Regions from separate parts of the Homo sapiens genome. Here region 1 is linked to region 2. The links are chromatin loops, found by intact Hi-C in ENCODE. Cell type or tissue: GM12878. All regions are shown on one strand. Each heading gives the region's core, and the rest is flanking DNA. Links, peaks and the distances in the headings are about the cores only. Region 1 has its middle 22 kb from the start of SLC5A12. Region 2 overlaps ANO3 (anoctamin 3).

The links. Hi-C counts contacts between places; a loop is a spot of excess contacts. Peaks named below come from ENCODE experiments on the same cell type or tissue, not always from the same donor. Only the 100,000 strongest peaks of a DNase experiment are listed, where the experiment ranks them.
Region 1: it touches region 2 in a loop (2.6-fold over the local background); 2 of 110 quality-filtered maps call a loop at or near these places.

The regions. Positions count from the first base shown.
Region 1 is chr11:26,742,175-26,745,111 of GRCh38, reverse strand. No RefSeq gene overlaps it. Among named protein-coding and RNA genes, the nearest start is that of SLC5A12, 22 kb to the right of the region's middle. In GM12878, for the core only: no CTCF peak of the experiment used is centred there; a DNase peak (open chromatin) is centred at 1,351.
Region 2 is chr11:26,648,175-26,651,111 of GRCh38, reverse strand. The region is part of intron 24 of ANO3 (anoctamin 3); the gene reads right to left. Among named protein-coding and RNA genes, the nearest start is that of SLC5A12, 72 kb to the left of the region's middle. In GM12878, for the core only: a CTCF peak has its summit at 1,135 (motif pointing right); a DNase peak (open chromatin) is centred at 1,101.

The DNA.
Region 1 (2,937 bases), core at 277-2,776, 94 kb before region 2:
CCATTCGTTGTTTCACCCTTCAAAGTATACTACCATTTACTCTTATAGTTTCACCTTCTCTGAAATGGCTTACTTATCAAAGGAGTTTGCTGAACAAATGTTTTATCTATACCCATGAGCAACACCTAGCACAGTGAGGGCAAATAAGAGTTGCTCAATAGATACAGCATTTAGTATTAATGGAGATAGTAATAATCATTATTATGACCTTACCAAGGAAAAGGGCACTGGTCATGGGAGGAAGATATGGTTGCAAAGTGTCATCCTATTTATTTCTTACATAGTAATTTAGGGCAAGTTACTTAACCTTCTTACTCTCATGTTCTGTATCTGTAAAATGAATTATACAATTTTATCTACCCCAAAGGGTGGTTGTATGTATTGCATGAAAGAATATGCAATTTGCATAGCACTGTGCCTGGAATATACTTTACATTGAATATTTATTAATTATGACTACTATTATTTGTTTTTATGAAGTACATGCTAGTTAATCAACACATTTTGAAACCCCCAAACACAATCAGTTGTACCCATGGCTTTCTTTCCCAACCTACTTCTGAACGCCTGGTACAATGGTCTGTAAAGAAATGCTATTTTCACTGATGAACCTATTGGGATATAGGAAAAAATATTAGGGTATCCATCTCTCCATCTATATATAAGTATCCTAATTTTATAATATTTAAATATAATACAAAATATATAGTACATATATTTAATGTCTATATATCATATATCTAATATCATAATATATATTATATAATCTAAATGTTTATATTTGAATATGCTTTACAATTTGCATATTAGTATATGTAAATAATTTATAAGTCATATATAGTATATGTAAATAATTTATAAGTCTAATATATTACATATTATAGTATATATAATATATACAATATATATTTATTAGAAGTATGATAAAAAATTTTTACCATGGAGTATGAAATTAAAAAAAAATTTTTGAAAACCAATTTATAACTTTCTTGGCCACAATGATATATTTAATTTCCTACAAGATATCAATTTTCCAGGACCTAACCAAACTCTTAGGAACAACATCAGTTGATGTTGGTATAGGAGAGTCACAACATAAACAACTAATTAAGCAAAATAGGTACCTAAGTGTAATATACAGGGCTTGTATAATAATAATTATTATTATAACTAACATTTGTTAAGTACTTATCATGTATCAGACATTGGGCTAAGCAGTTTGCATATATTATCTAAACCTCATAAATATTGGCTGTGGTTACTACTGTTTCTGTTTTACACATGAGGAAAGTCCCCAAGAGGCTAAGTAACTTGCCCAAAGTGGTGAAATCTGAGTTTGAACTCATGTGTTCTGGCTACTCCATACACATTAGCACATAACAAGTTGTGGTTCTGTTACTTTTCTGTTATACTGACTGAATCCAATATTTAAAACCTGCTGATGGACCCAATCTCATTTGAACTTCACAGCAAATCTTTAAATTGTAATTAACTATTTCTATGAATGGTCCGTATCATAGAGGTTGATGAGCCAAAATCTGGCCCATTAGATCACTGTGCTGCAGGTTCCTTATATAATACTTTTTCTTGTATATAACCATTGCTCTTAGCTAAAGCCTGAATTCTGGTGAGTTTAAGTATCAGAAACTTGTTATGTTCGTCTAATGCTAACATTTTAATTCCCAAGTGTAAACATGAACATATTAGTCTTATCTTTTGTTTCTGATCAATTTTTAATGTAATCTAAAATCTATGAGTTGTATAACTTTGAATTATTTGTGAAATGCAAATTCCCTTTTCTGTGTTAATGAACATTAAAGGTCTTTCCTCAGGTTATAATCTGTTGGATAAAGAAGCAACTAATAATGAACTCCTTCTTGTAAAGTGTGATAAGGGGATGGATTTTCTATACTTCTTTGATGACTAATATCCTCATTCATTCTTAAGCTCCAGCAAAAACACAAGCCTGTTCATAATAGTCACTTTCACTGCAAAAAGAGGTCGTCATCTTCTAAATAAATGTGTGATGGTGGATATAGACATACATATACACATTCCCAAAACTTCACAGTAAATATTTGAAGTTACATGGAAGCAGAAAAGGGAAGAATGGTTTCTTGTGCTTTCTGCAGTTTCTGAGAGAGATCTAGAGAGAGAGACTTGTAAATATTTTTTGAAAAGTCCCTAATCCAACAATTCATGAGCAGCAGAAATAAAGTAGAGATGAAGGCAATTGTCTGGTTCACTAAGTTCTTATAACTCCCTCATCCAAAATAATGACATGATGAAAAGAACTTGTTTTTGGCCTAAACGATCAGGAAAATTGCATGAGTATTCCACTTCACATTGCAGATTTTAAGATTATACTAAAGTTCATATATATCTATATAAATATATTTATATATGTATATGTTTATATATATATACGTATATATTTCTTATATAGCATACATCTTGCCTATCTAGCACCTAGAGCAGGAGATGACAACCTTTTCTGTAAAGAAATAGACAGTGAATATTTTAGGTTTTGTGGGCCAAAGAGTCTCTGTTGCCATTGTAGCAGGAAAGCAACTAGAAACAATAGTAACTGATTAGGCATGGCTGTGTTCTAATAAAACCTTATTTACATGAACAGGAAAATCCTATGAGGGTCACAGTTTGCTATTTCCTAATATAGAGCTACAGCTTCCAAAAAACTTTCACCATCAATAAATCTGAACACAGAAGTTACATATACATGTAATATGCTGTAATATGCACATATGTATACGCGTGTGTGTATAATATCTTTGATGATGGAAGTCCTATTCAAGTCTCATTTAATAAACTAAAATCCTTCTAAATTATTTCTCATTTTTAAATTAATTCTATCATTTAAGTATCACACCAACTTCATGAGGCAGAAAGTGTACAGACATTATTATTTATTCACTTTCA
Region 2 (2,937 bases), core at 183-2,682:
CATGAAAAAACTCACAATTGTTAATATCACCATTTATTTTTATCAGAAAAAAAATTGGGAAGCTTTTAGGCTCAAAGTGGTAAACAAAAGTTATCCAAAATTCTTAACTTTCACTTCAGTGCTTGAACTTTTTCAATGGCAATAAATATAGCAATTATTTTCTTTAAAATGACAAGCTAGTAGTGAGCATTCTGTAAAAGACTGCTAAGTATCCAAGTCTGAATAATCATAGTTTGTCTGGCAATCATTATTTCATGTTGGAAAAAAGTTTGCTCAGTTTGTAACTCCAACGATCACATGAGTATTTTTTTTCTTTGAGACGACCATTACGCTTTGGCATTCAGCAGAAAGTGGTTTATGCACACTTCCTATTTTGTCACATAGAATATTTAAAAGGCATCTATTCAATAGTGGAGATTTTATTAAATCAATAATTATTGCTGCTTCACTGAGGACACACTGAACTTCTTACTGAAATTTTTTATGTTGGCCAAATTATGGTGAGGAATACAATCACTAGCAATACTGTTTGGTGCCACTGCCTTTAGTTATGCAAAACTACCAGAAACTTTATTCACCAATATTTTTGGATCACTAGGGAAAATGTCAATATATGAAAAGGGCAAATGATATCTTAATTTCAGTATAAAAATCGCATCGACTTCATGGACCCCTGAAGGAGATCTGCAGACCACATGTTAAGAAGGACTGCCCTCGGAACCTAGATTCAAACACGCATCTATCTGATTCTAAACCTTGAATTCTTAATTACAGAGCTATGCTGGCTTCACTCCATTCGTTGTCCATACTAGAACAAATAATTTATCATTTCACCTACTCTTTTGCCAATATCCTCCCCTCCCACTGTCATCTTCTTCCGCCACCTTGCTCCGAAAATTTCCAATCTGAATGAATCTATGCCAATTTAGCTGCTAAGCATACATGGAAAATAAACAGGGTGCTCCTCTGAATGTGTGGTGTCACTGTAACATAAGCCCTCCACATCTTTGCTTGAAATTAGTCTATATTCCTAACCGATGAATATGGAGATGTCGGGCGCTATCTACACGAAAGGCAGGCGCTATCTACATAAACGCAGAGTGCTAGATACCCAGTCAATCTCATTTTCACCTGCCACTAGGTGGCAGTGAAGACACTGGCAAATAATGCTATGGAAGAGGGCTCCCTAACAAGCCTGTATATTTTAAATCCTTAACATCTGCTTCTAGATTATTTTGAACTAAGAAAAAACAGGGTTTTTAAAACTACTAATACGAAATCCCTCTTACACTTAAATTGTGCTTTAGAGTTCATAAGATCTTATTTCAGACACCACTTCTTAATCATAAGGGCTATGAATATATATTTTTTTTTTGAGACGAAATTTTGCCCTGTCGTCCAGGCTGGAGTGCAATGGCGCGGTCTTGGCTCACTGCAACCTCCGCCTCTCGGGTTCAAACGATTCTCCTACCTCAGCCACCCGAGTAGCTGGGATTACAGGCGCCCGCCACCACGCCCAGCTAATTTTTGTATTTTTAGTAGTGAGGGGGTTTCACCATGTTGGCCAGCCTGGTCTGGAATTCCTGACCTTGCGATCTGCCCACCTAGGCCTCCCAAAGTGCTGGGATTACAGGCGTGAGCCACCGCGCCCGGCCGAACATTTCTTATTATGAACCAACTAGGTCCAGATTAATGACATGCCTTTTACTAAAAAGCAGAATACAGGATAAGCATGTCTAAGTTTAAAACTACAGAAGTTTAATATTTACTCATTCTATATTGTTAAGGGCAGAAATAATTAAGAACAGATTATCAAAAAAGTCAGATTCTACTGTTATATACCTTTAAAATGTGTACATGAATAGAATACATCTGAAAAGATGGGTTCAAAATATTAGTAATATGTATTTCTGGAATGGAATTATAGTCTCGTTTTGTTTTTGCTAGGGTTTTTATGGCCTTTTATTCTTCTGTATTTTCAATTATCTCTAAAATAAAGTAGACAATTTATTATAAAATTTTAAAAAAAGGCAAAGTTACAACTCGAACCTAAAATGTCCGGCTTCAAGTTAAAATCCTTTGACAAGACCCCACGATATGCAATACATAAAGGAAATATCCATCCCTTTATCACCTATCTGAAACAACTGAGACATTTATATCCAGAAAGGTATTTCATTGATCTGAGAAAACGTCAGTTCCTCAGCAGAGTTAACAGTGCATTTCCTCCTATTCCAGGGCTCATCCTGTTGTGGCACATGCCCTGCATCCGGATCAGCTGCACACCCAAAGCTACTCCTGAAGGAAGCAGGAGAAGCAGCTTCTCCTGTCGCTTCTTCCACACCTAAGGCTGATCTCCAGCTACAGCTCTGTTTCATGTGCCTCCAACTCCTCTCCGTTCCTCAAATCCAATGCCCTCTTACATTTTTCCCCCAATACCTTATTTAAGTAAGGAAAGAGCTGAGAAAACCTGTATCACCTAAAGCAGTGGTTCTAAACTGGGTCATTTTGTCCCCCAGAGGACATCTGGCAATGCCCAGAGATAATTATGGTTGCCACAACTTGGGGAATAGTGAGGTTACTATTGGTATCTACCGGGTGGTGACCAAGGGTGCTGCTAAACATCCTGCAATGTACAAGACAGCCCTCTGCCCTCCATGAAAAGACAGAATTACCTGATCTAAAACGTCAATAGTGCAGAGGCTGAGAAACTATGTTGCAAAGAGTGGACTTAAATTTTAAAAGAAAATACATGGGAGACAGGATTTTTTGCGTCCTTAAAACCCCTAGTTGTAAATTCCTTTTGAAAATCTCCAGTCACAGAGCTGACAGTTCCTTCAAGTTCTGCTTCTTCCCACAAACTAGCACTGCTCCATTCAGCAGTTTGATTAGCCAGTATAGGTTGCAATTTCCCCATCTATACGGTAAGAAGATTGC